2 separate regions of the Homo sapiens genome follow, and region 1 is linked to region 2. A link is an interaction called in ENCODE POLR2A ChIA-PET data of the cell type or tissue named here. Cell type or tissue: MCF 10A. All regions are shown on one strand. Links, peaks and the distances in the headings refer to the core of each region. The heading gives the core; the rest is flanking DNA.

The links. Peaks named below come from ENCODE experiments on the same cell type or tissue, not always from the same donor. Only the 100,000 strongest peaks of a DNase experiment are listed, where the experiment ranks them.
Region 1: POLR2A ChIA-PET joins it to region 2 with 11 read pairs; 2 of 35 experiments call an interaction of 5 or more read pairs at or near these places.

What each region holds. Positions count from the first base shown.
Region 1 is chrX:115,588,832-115,599,818 of GRCh38, forward strand. The region is part of intron 1 of PLS3 (plastin 3); the gene reads left to right. Among named protein-coding and RNA genes, the nearest start is that of PLS3-AS1, 32 kb to the left of the region's middle. In MCF 10A, for the core only: no CTCF peak of the experiment used is centred there; a DNase peak (open chromatin) is centred at 4,700.
Region 2 is chrX:115,340,229-115,351,215 of GRCh38, forward strand. It overlaps LOC107985681 (a long non-coding RNA gene), which reads left to right and starts at 3,280. Exons shown (of 3, transcript XR_001755944.2): 1 at 3,280-6,117. RefSeq lists an enhancer at 4,839-5,338. In MCF 10A, for the core only: no CTCF peak of the experiment used is centred there; a DNase peak (open chromatin) is centred at 5,273.

The DNA of each region.
Region 1 (10,987 bases), core at 1,642-9,641, 250 kb after region 2:
GCTACGAACTGAACATGTATGTCTTTTAAATTCATTCATTGCCCCATGTGTAGTTCGATGTATTTTGACCTTTTCTTTTATTTATTTTAAAATTTTGATTACTTAGTTACACAAATAAAGAGCTAATAAATACTATCAGGGAGACAGCCCTTGGAATATTGAATTTTATATTTTCTTCTGCGACAGTCTTGCTCTGTCCGTGCAGTGGCAAGATCACAGCTCACCTCCTGGGCTCAAGCTATCCTCCTACCTCAGCCTCCCAAGTAGCTGGGACTACAGGCGACAGCCACCATGCCCAGCTAATTTTTTTGTATTTTTTTTGTAAAGACAGGGTTTTGCCATGTTGCCCACGCTGCTCTCGAACTCCCGGGCTAAAGTGATCCACCCACCTCTGCCTCCCAAGGTGCTGGGATTACAAGCACCAGCCACCACGCCTGGCCAGAATATTGAAATTAAGATATATTCTGACTTATTTTTCCCCAAATATGAAAAAAATGATTACATATATGACTTGATTATTAAAATTGACACATCCATGCAACAAGTTTATATACCTAATGCTGTGCCTGGTATGAATTTCCTAAACTTTCCAATATAGTCCCAAAATTACAGTAGTAGTTTCTTGAATGTAAACTTGTTGCCTGTTTTATATGTTAGATCCCTTTGCTTCTATGCTTCACTCACTATGTTTGTTTGTTCGCTTTGTTTTTATAAGTCATGAAGATGGAAAAAAAACTGTTTCATGAAAGGAAAATAGATGAGTGTTGTTGAGGTGTGTCATTAAGCACAGTGGGAGAGGCCTCCAATGTACGTGTCACACATGGAAAGTATACCTAGTACTGGGTGTGGTGGAGAGCATGACGTCTGGATGAAAGTTGTAAGAGACTTTAAAAATACTATGCCTAGCTTTTGTGTTACAACTACATATTCCACTGATACTTATGTGAAACTCCCATAACTTTTCGGGTTGTACCTCTTTTTTCCACCCTGGGGTGGGAGTGTGTCCACAAGTGCATGTGTGTGAACTCTTAACTTTGTGTTTGTATTTTGAGATGGAGTCTCTGTGGCCCAGGCTGGAGTGCAGTGGTGCAATCTCTGCTCACTGCAACCTCCACTTCTGGGGTTCAAGCTGTTCTCCTGCCTCAGCCTCCCAAGTAGCTGGGACTACAAGGGCACAACACCAATCTGGCTTTTTTGAATTTTTGGTAGAGACGGGGTTTCACCACGTTGGCCAGGCTTGTCTGGAACTCCTGACCTCAGGTGATCCGCCCACCTCAGCCTCGCAAAGTGCTGGGATTACAGGCCTGAGCCACCGCGCCCAGCCCGGCCTGAACTCTTAACTGTATGGTTTCTGTTTGTAACATCTAGAGAGAGTGACAGTGAGAATTTGGTTTCCGTCGGCTTTCCTTAGCATTCATTTTGATGAATTTGGGATGCAATTTAAAAGCTGTTTTCATTCTGTGGCCTGCTGATGAAAATGTAGAATTTATTGCAGAACCCTTGCCACCGTCTTGCATTCCCAAACCAGTGTTCATTACCCATAGTAAAAACCGAGATCCTGTTCACACACATGCACATACACAGACACGCTCCCCACCGCCCCCGTCACGCACACACCCACACACACCTCGGATGGTGAGTGAGATAGAAGTTTAGTTTACATGCTAAAACTGGTTAAATTACTGATGTGGTAGAACTGTCTTTTAGCCCGGGCACAGTTGCTCACACCTGTAATCCCAGCACTTTGGGAGGCCAAGGTGGGTGGATCACCTGAGGTCAGGAGTTCTAGACCAGCCTGGCCAACATGGTGAAAACCCGTCTCTACTAAAAATACAAAAATTAGCCGGGCATGGTGGCAGGTGCCTGTAATCCCAGCTACTCGGGAGGCTGAGGCCAGAGAATAGCTGGAACCCGGGAGGCGGAGGTTGCAGTGAGCTGAGATCGAACCACTGCACTCCAACCTGGGCGACAGAGCGAGACTCCGTCTCAAAAATAATAATAATAAATAAAAGAAACAAAAAACTGGCCGGGCGCGGTGGCTCGCGCCTTGTAATCCCAGCACTTTGGGAGGCTGAGGCGGGCAGATCCCAAGGTCAGGAGATCGAGACCATCCTGGTTAACACGGTGAAATCCCGTCTCTACTAAAAATACAAAAAAATTAGCCGGGCGTGGTGGCGGGTGCTTGTAGTCCCAGCTACTCAGGAGGCTGAGGCAGGAGAATGGCATGAACCCGGGAGGTGGAGCTTGCAGTGAGCCACGATCCCGCCACTACACTCCAGCCTGGGTGACAGAGCGAGACTCCGTCTCAAAAAAAAAACAAACCAAAACTGTCTTTATGTCCTACCTAGCATTTACTAAGTAGAAGATGTGCCCTTTTGAAGGGCATGTCTATTCCTAGAACTTTAACTACAATGCTTTGCAGTAGAAATATATGCTATTGTATTAAGGTGAAGTGACTTTAGAATTAGTAACTCGGTGTTGACAGATCATGCTGATCGAAGATTAGCCTTGGAGTTTGGAAAGCTGGAGAGCATGTATATTCCAGATGACCAGGAAAGGAAAAGTCAGAAAAACAGTTTTTAAGTAGTACTGTTATAACGACCTGTAAAACTTGAAACGAGAGAAAGCTGTCTTCTAAAATGAAGAATTACATATTTAAAACATTAATTTCCTCAATGATACTGCTACATATCTGAAAAGGGTGGTTACGTAGCATTTGGGACAGACCCGTCTCAGTGGTTTGAGGCAACAGGTGTGGCTGAAGAAAAGGTAAGGCTGGGGAAAAACCAACATTTCTGGTCTAAACTGATACTGTCTTCTTACCTGAGGCAGTTTCCTATGCCCTGGTTTTCTCTGTCTGAAAAATGCATGATAACACATACTCTTCAAATTAGCTCAAAATGCTTGGTAGTTACCTACTATTCCCTGACAGGCCACAGGCAGATAGTTCTATGCTTGTTTTAGAAATGGAGAATTTGGTACTCAGAAAAGTTGAAGAAGCTTCATTTCATTCACATAGTGAGTCAGCAACAAAGACAGACGGAAAAACATGTCCTATGACTCCTGCCATTGTATTCCTTCTCTTCTGCATTGTGTTGCCTTTTGATATTTCACGAAGGTTTTGTGATTGGTGAAATAAATTAAAGCACTTCCATGAAGGAGACAAAATGTAACCCAGTGTCTGCTGATGGTGGTTAGTGACGAGGACAGGAGAACACTGCCTCATAATGGGGACTATCCGGTGAGGGCTCCTTTTCACAGGTGCCCACACTGTGAGTCACCTCCTTATGCTGAGAGTTCGGTATGCTATCATAAAATACTTTGTTGTGTATTATTTATGAAGGACTAGAGTATCTATTGTCTCACTTTCTTTCATTCTCATGAGGTAGATTACAGCAGCAGATGGCATTATGCATGCTTTATCCCAGACACAAGAAAATAATATCTGCCACTTACTGAGTACCTTGCTGGACCCAGACACTCTTACATATTTATATCTTCCCATTGGGTCATCCCGTGGACCTTGTGAAATATGTGGAATAGCTCCATTGTTATAGATATGAACCCAGGGCTCAGAGAAGCTAAGTAATTTGTTCAGGGTCACACAGACTTACAGGTCTGTCAGACTCCTAAGACCCTGATGCTTTCATTGTGCTGCATTTCCTTCAAATTATGAACTTGCCCTATGTCAGCACAGAAACGGCCTCTTCAGCCTAGCCCAGTGCTCCAACTGATTGTTCTCTCTCATAAAAGGCACTCACAACTAACCACTTGCTTGATTTAGGAATTCACTGATTAGATTGCTAGACCAGTTAAAGGCAAATTTCAATAATGAGAGCAGTTATCACGTATCTAGTACTTACCATGCGCCAGACTATGATCTAAATTTATGACACATATTAAATCATTTAAGCCTTACAACCATGTATAAAATAGTGAACTGCGATATGATGGAGTTGCTCTTATCTTCATCCCGGGATGAGAAAATAGAGGCAGAAGAGTTTTAAGCAATTTGCACAGTTAATAAAGTGTGGAGCCAGAATTTGAACCCAATCTGGCTCCAGACCTCTTTACTACAGCTCTCAGTTAGAAAATTATTTCTAACTGAGATATTTCGGTTCAGCAAGTGTTGGCTTAGTTCCTGTGTGCTATGCCAGCAGAAAATATAGTTCCTACACAGAAGAGCTTACATTTTTGACATAAATCAAAATGTATATACTTGAAATAAATGCTACAACACCTTAGCATATGGGGTGTAAATGTTGTGTATGGATCAGCATGAATAATAGAGACTGTTAGTGAGTGGCTTGAGAGTTAATTTGCCTTCGCAAGTAATGTTCTTGACTATGGACGAGTGACTTGGGCACTGGGGAGAAGCTGTTCCATGTGTTCTAAAATAAGCAGGTTACTTGGCTACTGTTCAAACTCTAAATAGGTATATGGGTTGTAGCTATTTGACCTGAACTAACTTTAAATTCCCCTGAGTCCTTATATGATTTTGGGGAAAAAAAAAAAAGGAAGAAGAAAAAAGAAAACTTTTCTCTGTAAATGCTGCATTTAAATTAGAATTTATTAAATTCTCTGCAAAATACCGCCAGGCTGACAGGAAGGGGATTCGTAAGTATTGTATCATTCTTTTGTCAGGGTGTTCTCTTTTTCTAGCAGGAAGTGTTGTGACTTGCTCTCTAAAGTTGCAATTGTAAGAAGAATGTTGGGTTTCCAGATTGCTCTTCTGGGCGTGGGAGAAGGTTCTGTCTATCAGTGCTGCGAGAAAGGAAAGAAACAAGTTTGCTCTCAGCGGGTAACTATTTTAATATTATTTTGACAGGCTCTAACTTTGAGATTACTAAATCTAAATTTAAATACTAAATGATTAAGCAGGAATTTACGTCAAAAAGCTTGAAATTCCTGTTATTTATTTGGGTAAACATTTGGAGTCACTTTAAAAATATTATTTATTCAAGTAGAATAAAATTTTTGTTAAGAGAAAATTTTGAAGTTTAGATTCTAACCTGTTCTGTGTGTATTCTGTATTTTTCTTTATTTAGAGAATGTTTAGGGAGTTTATACTTTTTAAAAATGGGTTTTGAAATCCTAATTATACAGCCGTATTTATCAAGTTAAGTATCTAAAACACTAAATAATAGAAATTATTGTCTATATTTGTGGTGGGGGTGGGATTTCAAATGCTTTTGATCCCAGTTACATGGTTTTTCAAAATTCTGTAAAATGGAGGTTGAGGTGGCTGTCATGACAGAACATGTCACGATTAGATTGATATTATACTCTTCCTACGTGAGTTAAATCAAACAGTTGTCTTAGTGTTTATAATTTACAAAATAATAAACATCACTGGTGATTAAATTTTGATGGCGTTATTGGTACTTGGCAGCAATAGTGATTTCTGGTGCTCACATACATTAGGATTTTCCATCACATGGTTGTCATATAAGTTTAATTTCCCCATATTTCTGGCAAAGGGAAGTATAGCTAGTTATACAGTCAATCCTCACTCTGAGTTGAGTCACCTCTCGGACTGGTTGTACTTAATATGCGCATATGAAGTAAAAAGTGAAGCATGAAACAAAACAAACCAGTTTTTTCAATTAACAAGTGCTGTATTTGCTAACATATAAGCAAGGTATATAACACTGCAAGAGGCATTTTCAGTGACTTGCCGATAGCTTTCTGCTTCGTGTATATAGTGATTTGAGTTGTAGGTCACAATATTTTATGGCATTTTTATTTTGAATTGAAGTGAAGCATGGTAACTAGTCTGATCTTGCCTAGCCTCTCTCTCTCTCTCTCCCTCCCTCTCTCTCTCTCTCTCTCTCTCTCACACACACACACACACACACACCCCACACACACATATCCCTGAAAGTTGCCCTTGGCTTCACTCAAACATATGTTAATTTTCATAAGAAAGGAAACTGGTGGAAATACTTCTTAGGTATGAAAATTAATTAATTTCATTAGCAGCAGATTTATTTTCCCATAAATTATTCAGATTTTGGGGGTAGATGTAAAAGTTTACTTAGGCATGGAAGACATTAGACCTTTTAAAAGCAAAGTGGGCTATTTCAATCTAAGAAGTTAGTTAATGTACCTTAGCTTTCTGAAGCTAGGGGAAGGAGAGGTGTCTTTTTGTTGTGTCTTTGGGTTTGAAATAGTATTCTTCATCCTAGGAAAAAGGGCTTTTAGACTATAATTGAGACTTGCATTAAATAGCTGCAAAATTCTTGCCTGAGAAACGTTTAAATGATGTCTTTAATCTGACCAAATTGAATTGAATATTTCTATTATTGGAAAAAGCTACGTATTAATTTATTTTTAAATAGCCATTGCTTTCAGATCTTATCTTTGTTTATTAAGTATAAAAAGAGGAAAGGAAACTTTTACCTAAAATGGAGGTATTTGATATTCCTCCAGGAAATGACACAGGATTGGGCACCCTTTGGGGTTTAAGTGACTCATAGATATTGGTACTGAAAACAAAACAAAACAAAAGATCAGTTAGAATCTAGCTAATGATCAATTATAGCACAGAATAGAAGTATTTCCAGAAAAATGAACTCATTTCTTAATAGCTATGTAGGGGTGAAATCACAGGATTTCTGAGATTTGCTTTAAAATAATTCATGGAAGAGAGACAGGGAAGGAGGGAGGGAGAAGAAAGGACAGGAAGAGAGAATAGATGAACCAAGCAAATGTGGGGAAATCTGGATAAATGTAGAATCTGTGATGGGTTTATGGGTGTTTTTTGTGCTATTTTCTCTTGTATATATTGAAAATATTGACAATAAAAAATGTTAGTAGACCTTTAGTTTGGGGCAATTTATATTTATTTTCTTTCTTTTTTTTTTTTTTTTTTTTGAGATGGAGTCTCACTCTGTTGCCCAGGCTGGAGTGCAGTGGCACGATCTTGGCTCATGCAACCTCCACCTCCCGGGTTCAAGCAGCTCTCCTGCCTCAGCCTCCCGAGTAGCTGGGATTACAGGCACCCACCACCACGCCCGGCTAATTTTTGTGTTTTTAGTAGAGATGGGGTTTCACCATACTGGCCAGGCTGGTCTTGAACTCCTTATATTTACTTCTAAATGTCAACTTTTATCTATAAATTGCAGGCCTGTCAAAACATGATGTATGCATGATGTGTATGACTGTAAAGGTGAAATGTGCTGCTTGAATGCCAAAATGGTTGAAAGTAAAAACTGCTTCTGAAAAGGTTTATTTCTGTTTGATTTTCAGCTAAATTCAAAGGACAGGTCACAAACATCTTGAAGAGTTTTTTAGTATCTTGAAGTATTAAACAAGGGTAGTTAAAGCATGATAACAGGCCAATTGTATGTGAAGAATGTGAAGACGTTATTGAACTTGACTATTTTGTTCACAGCTTTCTCCAATAGAGTATGTGTTTTTAAAACCACGTGAGAGGACTATATAGCCTGCATGATGTATAGGTCTGCGCACTTTCCCTACTCACCTCCATCGAAGTTTATTTATTGAACAAACATTCGGTAGGTGCTTGTGGTGAGCCAAGATACAAAGTCAAATAAGATACCAACCGTGCTTTTAAGGAGCTCACAGGCTCGTGGAGGAGATAGAGAAAGAAATAGATGTCATCACGCTGAAAGCTGAAAAGGGCTATAGGAATATGGGGAAGGGGAGGAACGGGTTAGCAACTATGACCCTATGACGCATCTCCTTTAAAATAATACAAGGCTGGGCACAGTGGCTCATGCCTGTAATCCCAACATTTTGGGAGGCCTAGGTGGGCAGATCACTTGAGGTCAGTAGTTCGAGACAAGTCTGGCCCACATGGTGAAACCCCGTCTCTCCTAAAAGAATAAAAACTAGCCAGATGTGGTGGCGCATGCTTGTAATGCTAGCAACTGTGAAAGCTGAGGCGGGAGAATCGCTTGAACCCAGGAGTCGGAGGTTGCAGTGAGCTGAGATAGAGCCACTGCACTCAAGCCTGGGTGACAGAGCAAGACTCTGTCTCAAGAAAATAATAATAATATAAAATAAGGCTGGGTGCGGTGGCTCACTCCTGTAATCCCAGCACTTTGGGAGGCCGAGGCGGGTGGGTCACCTGAGATCAGGAGTTCGAGACCAGCCTGATCAACCTGGTGAAACCCCATCTCTAGTAAAAATACAAAAACTAGCCAGGCATGGTGGTGGGCGCCTGTAATCCCAGCTACCCAGGAGGCTGCGGCAGGAGAATCACTTGAACCCAGGAGGTGGAGGTTGCAGTGAGCCAAGATCATGCCATTGCACTCCAGCCTGGGCGACAGAGTGAGACTCTGCCTCAAAACTAATAATAATAATATAATGTAATATAATACAGACAGAAAATTGGAGATGGTTTAATTGGTTGTGGGTATTACAGTGGTAGAAGAGGGCTAAAATGGCTTAGTCTAACCCCATGCATAACTTTGCAAATAACTCTTCTGCTCTCATCTCTCTTCCCCGCCCTTCTTAATAAACCTTTATATCTTTCTTATGCATCCACAGGGGTTATTGGAGCAGTGTACGTGCAGAACAGAGCAATCTCTTCTTCACATTAAAGAGTAGACTGATGTTTAAGTCTCCCTTAAAGGTTTTAGATATATCCAAGGCCGAATTATAGTTATTAGGTAGGCAGCTACTTGGAGTTGGATAAAGGGTAGAGTTAGCCTTCAGTCACAGATAGAGCCTTCTAAAGTTCATTTCTCAATTGATTTGGAATTTGAAACATATTTTGTCATGGAAATAGTAGTAGGGTTTTTCAGGTTACTTTACAAGTATTCCTGAAATTTTATATTATGTTATCTGGCATGATATGGTTTTGTTCTATGATATCTTATTTTATTTTCATTGTATTCTATGTGAATTGTAGAAGCACAGTTGCTAAATATATCCAGATTTATGTTCCATCAGCCAGTTACTTTATTCTCTAGTTCCTGATACTATACAATCTAATCAGTGTATATAATAATGCCTCATGAGAAAATACTGTCAATTTTATTTGAGGTACCTAATGATGTCCTCTGTTTAGTTGTACAATTTGCAGCTGAAATGTTAAGTAGAATGAACAGAAGAGCTAGACCTGAAAAATAACTTTCCGAAGTAAAGTCTGCTATACGTGGTGATTATTTCTTTCATAGATGTTTGCTCACCACATTGACTATAAGAAGAAATTTTTGGCTGGGCATGATGGCTCATACCTGTAACCTCAGCACTTTTGGAGGCCAAAGCAGACAAATCACTTGAGCCCAGGAGTTCAAGACCAACCTGGAGAACATGGCAAAACCCCATCTCTCCAAAAAATACAAAAATTAGCTGGGGTGATATTGCGTGCCTGTAATCCCAGTTACTCAGGGGGCTAAGGTGGGAAGATTTCTTGAGCCCAGGAGTTGGAGGCTTCAGTTACCATGACACTGCACTCCAGCCTGGGCGACACAGCGAGATTCTATTTCAAAAAAAAAAAAAAAAGAAGAAGGAGAAGAAGCAATTTTTGATAATGCTGATGTGCTAGAATTAATGCACAGTAAAACACTTCACCACTTTTTCTTCTGCTTCAACCTTTCCTAGACTTTTAGGACTAGGAACCTATGACACACGTGAGGGCATTTAGGTTTTGACTCCCTTATTTTGACTTTCAGAGCAACAAATCATTAAATAAAAATTATGCATATAGCCTCTTAAGCCTTTACAATTACTCCTTTACCAAGATTCCGTGAAAGTTTTCTAAAATGAGTCAAGCAAAATTCCAAGCCACTTGTTCTTGAGAAAAATCTTGAAAGAAAAAATTTTTAAATGAAAAGTAAATCACATAGATACTTGAGTGTTTGTTTTATATTAAGACTAAGTTATTAGCACTGATACAATGGGAGTGGTTGTTCACAATACTTAGCATTCATGAGGCTGAAATTAAGCAGTATTAACAAAGAGAAGCAGAAGCCTGTCATATGTAGGAATGAATGTGTCATAGGAGAAAGTAAGCGTTTGTGTGCTTTTTTTTCAGAATATTGCCTGTTTTATGATCAGTGCCAATTTAACACCAATGTTTTAAATAAATGACTTTTAGAACTCTGTATGAGTCTTTACTGAACTCATTGTCTATATTCTGTATGTTTTATACAATTAAAGTTTTGGTTATTTTAGTTCAAGGCTTAAGTGAATCCCTTATCCTTTTAAATAATGAAAACAAGTTAGTATTAGCTGGAGGGGGTTACTATCTCCATTTTCTGGCAACTGTTCTTATTTCTCGATATCATGGTCATATTTGTTAGGAGCTTTTTAAGTTATTTTCCAAAGGCTATATATACTAGGCATGGACCTTCTCTCTGCAAAGCAATGTGTAGTCTCTTTGTTTTTGTTTTTCTGGGAAGAGTAGTTAATTGGCTGGGCACTGCAGCTCAAGCCTGTAATCCCAGCACTTTGGGAGGCTGAGGCAGGAGGATCACTTGAGCCCTGGAGTTTTAGACCAGCTTGGCAACATAGTGAGATCCTGTCTCTACAAAAAAAAAAAAAAAAAAGAAATAAAAATTAAAAATTAGCCGAGTATGGTGGTGCATGCTTGTAGTCCTAGCTACTGGGGGTGGGAGGTGCTGAAGCAGGAGGATCACTTGAGGCCAGGAGTTGGAGGCTGCAGTGATCATGCCACTGCACTGCAGCCTGGACATCTCAGCAAGACTCTATCTCAAAAAAAAAAAAAAAAGGAAAGAGGGAAAAAACAGTTAATTACCTTTCCTCCAACACATGCTTTTGCTTTTTTTTTTTTTTTCCAGCTATGCTTGGAGAAACACATTATTATTATTATTATTATTATTTTGAGGTGGAGTCTTGCTGTGTCGCCCAGGCTGGAGTGCAGTGGTCCAATCTCGGCTCACTGCAGCCTCCGCCTCCTGGGTTCAAGCAATTCTCCTGCCTCAGCCCCTTGAGTAGCTGGGACTACAGGCACGTGCAGCCAGGCCCTGTTAATTTTTGTATTTTTAGTAGA
Region 2 (10,987 bases), core at 1,590-9,589:
ATGGGGCAATTTATTTAATCTCTCTGAGCCTCAGTTTCCTAATCTGTAAAATTAGGACAATATCTCCTAAGGGGTATTCAAAAAGGGGTAAATAAGATAATTCTCATAAAACTCCATTGCTAGCTGTAGATTCACTTAACTTCACTAAGCCTTTCTTTGAAATGTAGACAAAAATAACTACTTTGTAGGATTAATACCTATTATGTAGGCTCGGTGTGGTTTTAAATGATATTTCAAGTATTTAACTACTGATAGAGCCTGGGCACTGACCAATCAGAGTGGCACCTGCTGAAAACAATTGGTTTGACCATTCTAGTGCCTAATTGCTGCACAGCCAAATATCAGCCTTCGTGTGGAAATTAAATTAAATGACATGAAACATAATAGTTACATAATGAATTATATTTATGTCTCTTTCCCTTCCTGCTCTTTTAGCTTTCCATCATATCAAACTACTTAACTAGAGGAATCTAGCTCCTCCCCTATGTGATTTAAGGTGAATTATGTTTGCCTTTCTGATTTCATAATTATATTTGGGTTCCCTATTCTATCCTGTTTTAAAGTCTTGGCATTCCAATGTAAAAACTTCACATTTTCATGATAATATCAAGGTATCCATAATATCTATTCTAAGGAACTTGGGGAGAGTAAGTTACACATCTTAGGAAGCTGCAATAGAGTGAGCTCACTGGAATCATTTTTGAGGAAAAGGTCTCTTTGTGATGTGAAAAGGTAGATGTGTCTTGGAAAAACAAAACAAAACAAAAAAACGAAAGAGCCCACTTCAGATCTAGAGTGTGCACTGGTTTAAAAAGCTATAAACAGGGCTGGAAACAGTAAGAAAAAAAGATGCTACAGATCTCTGGAGTCACAGATTAGTAACTAAAATAGTGCCTAATACTATTGTCAACAAATACCTTAAGAAGGATGGGAGGGTGAGAAGAAGGGAGTGGTGAATAATGTGTGATTAGGGTAGAAATGGCTTAGAAAAGGAATTAGTAATGTGGCCCAGTCCAGCAAAAGTCAAAGAACTATTGCATATCCAGCACCGAGACACTTCCAACTCCCCCTTATAAAGCTGTCGCTTTCTCACAAGACCCAACTAGTCCTTTGATCTTTGTGTACTTCTCAAGTTGAGGCAGGAATCGAGTTAAAAAATAAAAAAGGATCCCTTTTTGCTTAGAGGGAATAGGACTTTGTAGGCATTATAGAGACATTAGTGGCACTTGGGAGCTCTTCCCAAAGGGACTAGGGTCAGCCCCATCCTGACTAGGGCACCTGAAGAAAACAAGGGAAACTTTAACTTTTAAAAGAGAATTTGCAGAGTCAAAAGATTTTTGATGCATCATTGTGGAAAATTTCAGGGCTTTGTTCAGTGTTTTGTTGACTTTTTTCCTAAAATCAACATTGTCGTCAGAGAAAGTAGCAAATATGGTTACTATATGTCTGTTTACATTATCTTCTGCATTCCCAGAGAGAGGATGTTCTGACTTCTGATAACTGGGCAGAAGTCTGACAAAAAATATTTAGGTGGTAGAGGTTGTTCCATTAGGAAGATGAAAAGACCTCTTAGTTCCATTATTCTGATTTTTTTTTTTTTTTTTTTTTGAGACAGGTTCTCACTCTGTCACTTGGGCTAGGGTGCAGTAGGGGGACCTCAGCTCACTGCAACCTCCACCTCCCGAGCTCAATCGATCCTCCCACTTCAGCCTCGCAAGTAGCTAGGACTACAGGTGTGTGCCACCACGACCAGTTAATTTTTGTATTTTTTTTGTAGAGACAAGGTTTCACTATGTTGCCCAGGCTGATCTCGAACTCCTGGGCTCAAGCGATCCACCAGCTTCAGTCTCGCAAAGTGCTGGGATTACAGGTGTGAGCCACTGCACCTGGTCTATTCTGACTTCATGTCATTTAATTATACCACAATATAAAATCTAGACAGTATGTTGTTTCTCTAAATGGACTTCCTGACCAAGGAGATGGGGCCTGTGCAGAAAACAGGGTGTTCAGGCTTAGATTTTGGTGCAGTTCAGATTAGGAATAGTATAAGCCATTCTGAGGCTCAATCATCCATGGGTAAGTGGACTCTCAAGGTTTTGGGCCTACAGAGCTGAGAGAGAGAACACTTTACCTTCGAGAACCAATTTCTTTGTCTTCTCTCGCCCTACGTGGACAAAGTGTGACCATCCATGAAGACTCTGTCCAGATATGCCTTGCTCTATTTTACACCATTGCCAACAGGTTTCCACCACAGCCCAGCAAGCTTTGCTTTTTTACTTTGCACCCCAGATTGGTTTTTAAAATTGACTCTTGGCCTTTTGCAGTGGCTCATGCCTGTAATCCCAGCACTTTGGGAGGTCGAAGTGGGAGGATCGCTTGAGCTCAGGAGTTCAAGACCAGCCTGGGCAACATGGCGAAACTCCATCTCTACTGAAATTTAAAAATAAATTTAAAAAATAAAATAAAATAGACTCTTGGAGAACACTTCCTGGCACAATAGTCTGTTCCATATTCTGTTGCACCCAATAATTAACTCTTAATAATTGTAGTACAATGGGCTGCTATTTATAGTGACTATTAAAATATCCTTCACTGCCTTTTGCTGTTAAAATGCCTAGAACCCACTTTATAATATTTTAACATGCTTAAACAGTAATATAAAATGGCATCTGCGTATGTTTTTCCTTCTTGAAAATTAATAAAAGAGTGGTTCGCTAATGACTGTGTCTGTACAGAGCAAGACAAGGCTTCCAAAAGGGGCTAACCATCTGTGTATCTACCTTCTCAGTTCTGGTGAAGAATTCTGAGATGACGGGATGAGGACAAGAGAGTTGAGAAGAGCCTGAGAAGGGTGAAATTAATTAGATATCAGGAAATCTCTGGAAGCTCCTTTGAAACCATGCTAGAAATCAATGATATTTGCTATGGGCCAGCCACTGCATCAAAGAGAAAAGAGAGAGTTAGTGTGGACTTTGCAGAAGCACAGCCACATGAAGGGTATTCCACGCAGGGATTTACATGTGCAATTCTGTAAATTTGGGCAAAAAGTCAAGTGACGATGCTATGGAGATAAGTGCTCCAGTGACACATTAAATCACTCTCTGAGAATCTGTTGATTCGGATCTAGTTTCTTTTCGTATTCCAGAATAAAGCTAGAGCAATGCTGTCCTCTTCAATCTCAATATATGTATTGCTTGAAAAACAAGGGAGAATATGAGACCTTTTGCATGTTCACACAGCAAGTACAAGAGAAAGGGGGCAACGTGGATTTTTTCTAAATCATGTTTCCCAGCTGAGGAACAGGCTGGAGCATGAGAGGAGTACAGAGCCATTACAACCGTTTAGATGGGCTTCTCGTTTCAACAGGGTCACACTATCTTCTCCGGAAAGCCCACTTTCCATGCCAAGCAACAGGAGAGGTTTTGAAGGCCAGGGATTTGTTTCTCTTCCTTGTTACCCTTCCCACCCAGGTTGTCACACCATACAAGAGGAATAAAGAATACACTGAGAAATACTGAATAGACCAAAAGTCTGACAAATAACCAAGCATTTTCATAAAAAGAAAGAGTTTGGTAATTGTCAATTTACTCTGGTTTTGCTTCCAGTTGGTTCCCTTTTCAGCTGATTAGCGCAAGTGACTATTGAGAGCATGGAAGCATCTCAGGGTTGAAGAGACAGGAGTCCCATTTTCCACTTCCTGCCCTCTTGGGTAACTCTGCTTCCTCCTGAGCAAAGAGTTAATGAAGACATTGTTGCTTTTTTTTTTTTTTTTTTTGCAAATAAGGAAAGGCAGACACTGAATGTTTATTATTCAGTATGAACATAGAGGCAAAACTAGGAGAAAAAACAGATATGAGGTTTCCAGAACTATGGAATTTTAGGCATATTATATTATCAGTTATCATTTATTGAGTACTTACTATGGACCAGCCACTGCATTAAGCATTTTACATAGTCTATTACATAGTTTAATTTTAAATTTTTATTTATTTACTTATTAGAGTCCCACTCTCACCCAGGCTGGAGTGCAGTGGCATGAAATAATAGCTCACTGCAACCTCAAACTCCTGGGCTCAGGTAATCCCCCTGCCTCAGTCTCCCAAGCAGCTGGGAATATAGGTGTGTGCCACCACACCTGGCTAAAGTTTATTACATAGTTTATTAGTCTTGACAACAGCCCTATGACATAGGTACAATTATTATCCCCATTTTACAGATGAAGAAACTGAGGCTTACAGAGGTTAGGTAACTTTAACCAAGCCTAAACAGCTAGTAAGTGGTGGAAGTGATTCAAATCTAAGACTGTGTTACTAAAAGAGCTGTGTTCTCAATCACTCTGCCACACGGTACAAGAGAGGTGTTAGCTAGAATGCCTTCAGGGGCATAATAATAATTATAGTTAATGCTGTTGTGGAAGGCTTATTATATGGTAGACCCTATTCTAAACACTCACCTATGTCAACTTTAGGCTCTGCATCTCACACTCTATAAAGAAGGTGCTATTATTGGGCGCATTTTACAGTAAGGAAAGTGAGGCACAGAGAGGTCTTAAGTTCACGGAACTAATGAATGGTGGAGCAGGGCTACAAATTCAGGCACTCTGACTCCAAAGATCATCCTCTTAGCTGCTAAGCTATGTTAAGGTAAAATGTTCGTTTCTGTGTGAGGAAGCCCAGTCCACTTCGAGAGTCAGCTTTCTTTGTTAGAAAGTTGTGCCTGCAGCTCTAATAGACTTCTCAGAAGCAAACAGAAGGGTTCAAGAGTCCAGCTGACAGCAGAGGCTCTTGCTCAATCCTTTCCCAGAATGCTTGTCTCCATTACCCTTTAACCTGCATCTTTGAACAAATTGATATATGGGGAGTTCAGCAATGGCAGATCTCAGCTGTGCCTTTAATGTTTGATATGTCTGCTAGCACACCATGTTTTTCATTGGATCTAAAGGAGATCTAATGAGAGATCATTTCCTAGTAACACATTGTCTGCTTTCAACATCACTAGGAAAGCACTTTGCTGCAAACAATCCCTATGTTGGTTTAATTGCCTTTGAAAAGGGGCACAAGAGGGAGCATCAACTCTTCAGAGTTTGGGTCTGATTTCCTGAGGTGTTCCATTTCAGAAGAGGCCCCTGACAACAGGCAGAGAATAAAAACAAGTGTGGTCTAGGGCAGACAGTGTTTTTCAAACAGTTGGCCAAATCTCTCCTGGCAGCCGGGAAGCAGCTGAATCATCAAACACTAGGCCTCTAACGAGATGGAGGCTGGGCTGTATTGAAGTGCATTCCAGACTGACTGTGAAACCCAGAGCTGCTGCTGCTTTCCCAATGCTGGCTCCCTTCCAAGGGGCTGGCCCAGCTGAGCTGCTTGTCAAAGCTTCATTTTGTCTCTTCTCTCTCTTTTTTTCCTCCTCTTTGTGATTTCCCATGTAGCATTTGCCTGCCCTTGGATAGAATATTTGGATGAATTTTGGGGTCACCTCAGGTACAGCCTCTGCTCTGCAAGCTAAAGTTCATGAACTGTGTTTACCTGTTGGAAAGTCAGAATGGCAGAGGGGAAAGGCACTAAGCTAGAGCACTCGGGGAATGGACAAGTGGACAGACATTCTTTTCTGAGAGGCAGGAATGACCTAGACATTCCGAAATTGAAAGCCAGATGTTGGGATAAAACTCTAGACTCAATTTGAATCGTAGGAGTGTTGACAACCTTGATGAAATCCTATGACTAAAACTTTCTAGAGTAGAGGGGAATTAATGGGGCCTAAGTAGGGTAACCCACCTTGAAAATAACCAGATCCCTCTATTTATATCAGAAACAAATGTTTGGACTCTTTAAGTGCCATGGTCTGAATGTTTGTGTCTCCCCCAAAATTCATATATTGAAACCTAATCCCCAACGTGGTGGTAATTGAAGGCAGAGCCTTTAGGTGGTAATTAGGTCATGAGGGCAGAGCCCTCATGAATGGGATTAGTGCCCTTATAAAAGAGGGCAGAGGGAGCTTGTTTGGCCCTTCAGCCATGTGAAGACGCAGCAAGAAAGTGCCATCCATGAAGCAGAGAGTGAGACCCCATCAGACACTGAGTCTGCTGATGCCTTGATCTGGGACTTCCCAGCCTTCAGAACTGTAAGCAATAATCTTCTCTTGTTTATAAATTACCCAGGGTAATGTATTTTGTTATAGCAGTCTATTAAACATGAAGAATAAACAATATTTTCTGTGCCTTTTATGATGACTACCTGTGGCATGTACCATCCGCATGCCTTTTTTTTTTTTTTTTTTTTTAATTTATTTTTTTATTGATAATTCTTGGGTGTTTCTCACAGAGGGGGATTTGGCAGGGTCATGGGACAATAGTGGAGGGAAGGTCAGCAGATAAACAAGTGAACAAAGGTCTCTGGTTTTCCTAGGCAGAGGACCCTGCGGCCTTCCGCAGTGTTTGTGTCCCTGATTACTTGAGATTAGGGATTGGTGATGACTCTTAACGAGCATGCTGCCTTCAAGCATCTGTTTAACAAAGCACATCTTGCACCGCCCTTAATCCATTTAACCCTGAGTGGACACAGCACATGTTTCAGAGAGCACAGGGTTGGGGGTAAGGTCACAGATCAACAGGATCCCAAGGCAGAGGAATTTTTCTTAGTGCAGAACAAAATGAAAAGTCTCCCATGTCTTCTACTTTCTACACAGACACGGCAACCATCCGATTGCTCAATCTTTTCCCCACCTTTCCCGCCTTTCTAATCCACAAAGCCGCCATTGTCATCCTGGCCCGTTCTCAATGAGCTGTTGGGTACACCTCCCAGACGGGGTGGTGGCCGGGCAGAGGGGCTCCTCACTTCCCAGTAGGGGCGGCCGGGCAGAGGCGCCCCTCACCTCCCGGACTGGGCGGCTGGCCGGGCAGGGGGGCTGACCCCCCCCCACCTCCCTCCCGGACGGAGCGGCTGGCCGGGCAGAGGGGCTCCTCACTTCCCAGTAGGGGCAGCCGGGCAGAGGCGCCCCTCACCTCCCGGACGGGGCGGCTGGCCAGGCAGGGGGGCTGACCCCCCCCCCCCCCACCTCCCTCCCGGACGGGGCGGCTGGCCGGGCGGGGGGCCGACCCCCCCACCTCCCTCCCGGACGGGGCGGCTGGCCGGGCAGAGGGGCTCCTCACTTCCCAGTAGGGGCGGCCGGGCAGAGGCGCCCCTCACCTCCCAGACGGGGCGGCTGGCCGGGCGGGGGGCTGACCCCCCCACCTCCCTCCCGGACGGCACGGCTGGCCAGGCGGGGGGCTGACCCCCCCACCTCCCTCCCAGACGGCACGGCTGGCCAGGCGGGGGGCTGACCCCCCCACCTCCCTCCCGGACGGGGCGGCTGGCCGGGCGGGGGGCTGACCCCCCCACCTCCCTCCCGGACGGCACGGCTGGCCAGGCAGGGGGCTGACCCCCCCACCTCCCTCCCGGATGGGGCGGCTGGCCTGGCGGGGGCTGACCCCCCCCCACCTCCCTCCCGGACGGGGTGGCTGCCGGGCGGAGACGCTCCTCACTTCCCAGATGGGGTGGCTGCTGGGCGGAGAGGCTCCTCACTTCTCAGACGGGGCAGCTGCCGGGCGGAGGGGCTCCTCACTTCTCAGACGGGGCGGTTGCCAGGCAGAGGGTCTCCTCACTTCTCAGACGGGGCGGCCGGGCAGAGACGCTCCTCACCTCCCAGACGGGGTCTCGGCCGGGCAGAGGCGCTCCTTACATCCCAGATGGGGCGGCGGGGCAGAGGCGCTCCCCACATCTCAGACGATGGGCGGCCGGGCAGAGACGCTCCTCACTTCCTAGATGTGATGGTGGCTGGGAAGAGGCGCTCCTCACTTCCTAGATGGGATGGCGGCCGGGCGGAGACGCTCCTCACTTTCCAGACTGGGCAGCCAGGCAGAGGGGCTCCTCACATCCCAGACGATGGGCGGCCAGGCAGAGACACTCCTCACTTCCCAGACGGGGTGGCGGCCGGGCAGAGGCTGCAATCTCGGCACTTTGGGAGGCCAAGGCATGCGGCTGCTCCTTGCCCTCGGGCCCCGCGGGGCCCGTCCGCTCCTCCAGCCGCTGCCTCCCGGGCGGCGCTCGCCGGCGCCGCCTAACTTTAAATGAGCACAAAAATATCTATTGTTTTCCATCTCTGCTGATATGTAGATGACTATTGTTTAATTACATTTGCCCCTAATAAGGAAGGGGAAAGATCCAATGTCTTCCTGACTGACAGTGCCATGTTGGCCATTGATCTCAACTTGGAGCTGACCTCAACCTGCTCAGATAGGTTTTTCACCTAAATAAATATTGTGGAAGAGAGAAGCCTCCTTCTTCACTGTTAATAGTAAACTGCAAAAGCATGGAGGTAGGGGGAGGGAGGCTGTGTCTTGGAAAGAACCTTGAAGTTCCACAGTACTATAATCCATTGTCTGGACTCTGATGGGAAAAAGAAAAAAACTGGATTCCCTTCCCATCAGTCTTTGCCAACAGCATTCCTTTTTCAGTTTGTTTTCCCTGACCCCACCCATACTACTACTACTAATAATAACGTGTGTTTTTATAATCTCTAAAGAAGTTTCGCATACATTTATATTTGATCTATACAACTTTGGGAGGATGAAAAGAAGAGACTTGTCCCTTTTTGCAGATGAGAAAACTGAGGTCCAGAGAAATTAATTGATTTGCCCAAAGTCACACAGGAAATTAGTTGTGGAGCCAGATCTATTAGGTCATCAGTTTCCAGGGTCGTTACTTCTTTTACACACCAAACTGTGGAGTGCTGGTTCTCAAATATTCAGTTGCATCATAATCACCTGGGAAGCATTTCACAAATGCATACTTATGGACTCTACCCTCAGAGATACCACGGGTCTAGAATAGGTATCTAGAGTCTGCATTTTTAACAACGTTCCCAAGTGCTTCTAATAAACGTGGTCTCTGGGCCATACCTCGATTGGAAGTGAATCTATAGCCTTGAACTGTTCAGGAATCTCTTTTAAATCTCTATAGATAATCTGTTTATTTTAAGGTTCACATAGGAATGGAAGAAAACAACAGGGTTATCCTTAAGAGGACTGTGAGATGAGGGGGTACAGGAGAGTGGATGTTCTTTGGGAAAGGACACTTGCTACCTCAACTCTCTCTCCAAAATCCCTTTTCCACATGAAATTTGATTCAAATGAACATAAAAGGAAACCTTAAAGATAATGATATGGTGAAAACTGGCCCCTAAGACAGCTGGCCAATAGCCAAAGAAAGGGGCTTTGCAAAGATGCCATGGGAATGGCTCTAGGTCAACAGAATATATATACTTGAACTTCAGGTCTTTTTTTAACAGACAGCTGGTCGGGACTTTTTACTGTGGAGCCCAACTGCCTGGGTTTGAATCCTCTCACTGCCAATTATTATGTGTGTAACCTTGGGCAAGTTATTTAACTTTTCCATGCCTTAGTTTCTTTAACTGTGCAATGGGGATAATATTACTACATATTTCATAGGCTTGTTGTAAACATTAAATAAAATAATGCATGTACAGCATTACATGTTCTAGGCACAGCACCTAGAACAGTGGCTGGCATCTACTGAGTAGTGTTAGTGTTATTGTTAACTACAATTTTCCTGAATCATTGCTCTGCTGCAATCAATAAAGGATGGCTTGGGCCTAGAATTGGTCATTTCAATGGTTTTCATGTCTGTGCCTCAGTAACCTGTGAAACAGGTGCTCTGAAGAGCCACAGGTGGCACTATTGTGACAGTACACTAAGTCCATTTCCCAGACTAATAGATAAATCCTGACGAGCTACGGGACTTCAAATGTTTTCTGTGGCAACATCACAGAACAGAGACATTTGACCCCCAAAGACAATACTCTTCGTGTCCTCTTAAAAATTATTCAGTAGAATTTACTAAAAATCTGGTCAGTATTGGTAGAAAGCAAAGTATACATTCAAAGCACGGTGGTGCAAAGCTGTTGTTCCTCTTTCAACCTTTCCATCTCAAGACTGTTCCATAAATGACAAAAGACGATGATAAGGGGGACACCAAGGCACCGAGTCTCCTCCAAGTGTATTAGAAAGGCCCATGGGGACACAGGCCTCAGTCAACTGCACGGTATGGCATGGTAGCTGGGTATAGAAGTTATGCCCAGGAACTGTCTTCCTAGAATTTGCTGATAGGTAATATTTTGGGATTTTGACAGGGTTTCAAAGTTGATAGATTTATGGGATTCAGATCAACTGTCTGGAGACCCTAGTGTATACGGTCAGGGAATGTATGAGAAAGAGAGAGGAGGAAGGAGGGAGGGAAGACAGAGTGAGAGAAAGAAAGAGAAAGTAACAGAGACAGAGGGCCATGATGTAAACGTATATTGGGCAGAAGTCGGGATTGGGGATGGAAAGCAAGAGAAGAGAAGTTTTGAGAGGTGATGGTGAGAAGCAGGGAGGGGTCTAGACTTGAGTCTAGAATCTCCTTGAAGCTTCTGGAGCACATCATGTCTCACAAGGAAAGCGGAGTTTCATTCCAGCCTGAGTCAGCCTGCCTACCAGCGGCCTTGTTCCCTGCTGTCTTACTGTCACTCATGCTCACAGGCACATCTGCTTCAGTGCCCCAGGCCAATTCACGGTATATTCATCTGAATATTCCCGGCTCATGTGACCGCCAGCCAGCCAGCAAGGCGTCAGAGCACCAGCAAGCAGCCTAGGTTGAAGCGCAAAGGAAACACTGACAAATATAAAATACTTATAAATGTCTGGTGCCAATTACAGCCAGTTAGCCCTTAAAAAATTCAAGAGGCTGGAAGCAGTGGTATCACCATTGGAATCCAAAAGCTTGTGTCTTTGATTATGTGCATATGTGCATCTAAAGAACACACTTGCACATAGAAGTCTTTCAGTAACTGGCAATCTTCATGAAAATGATGTAAGAAGGATAAGTCCATTCCTGGTTTTCTCTTCCAGTAGGTTCAGTTACATAGTGCAAACTGTTCACAGATCAGACCATTTATC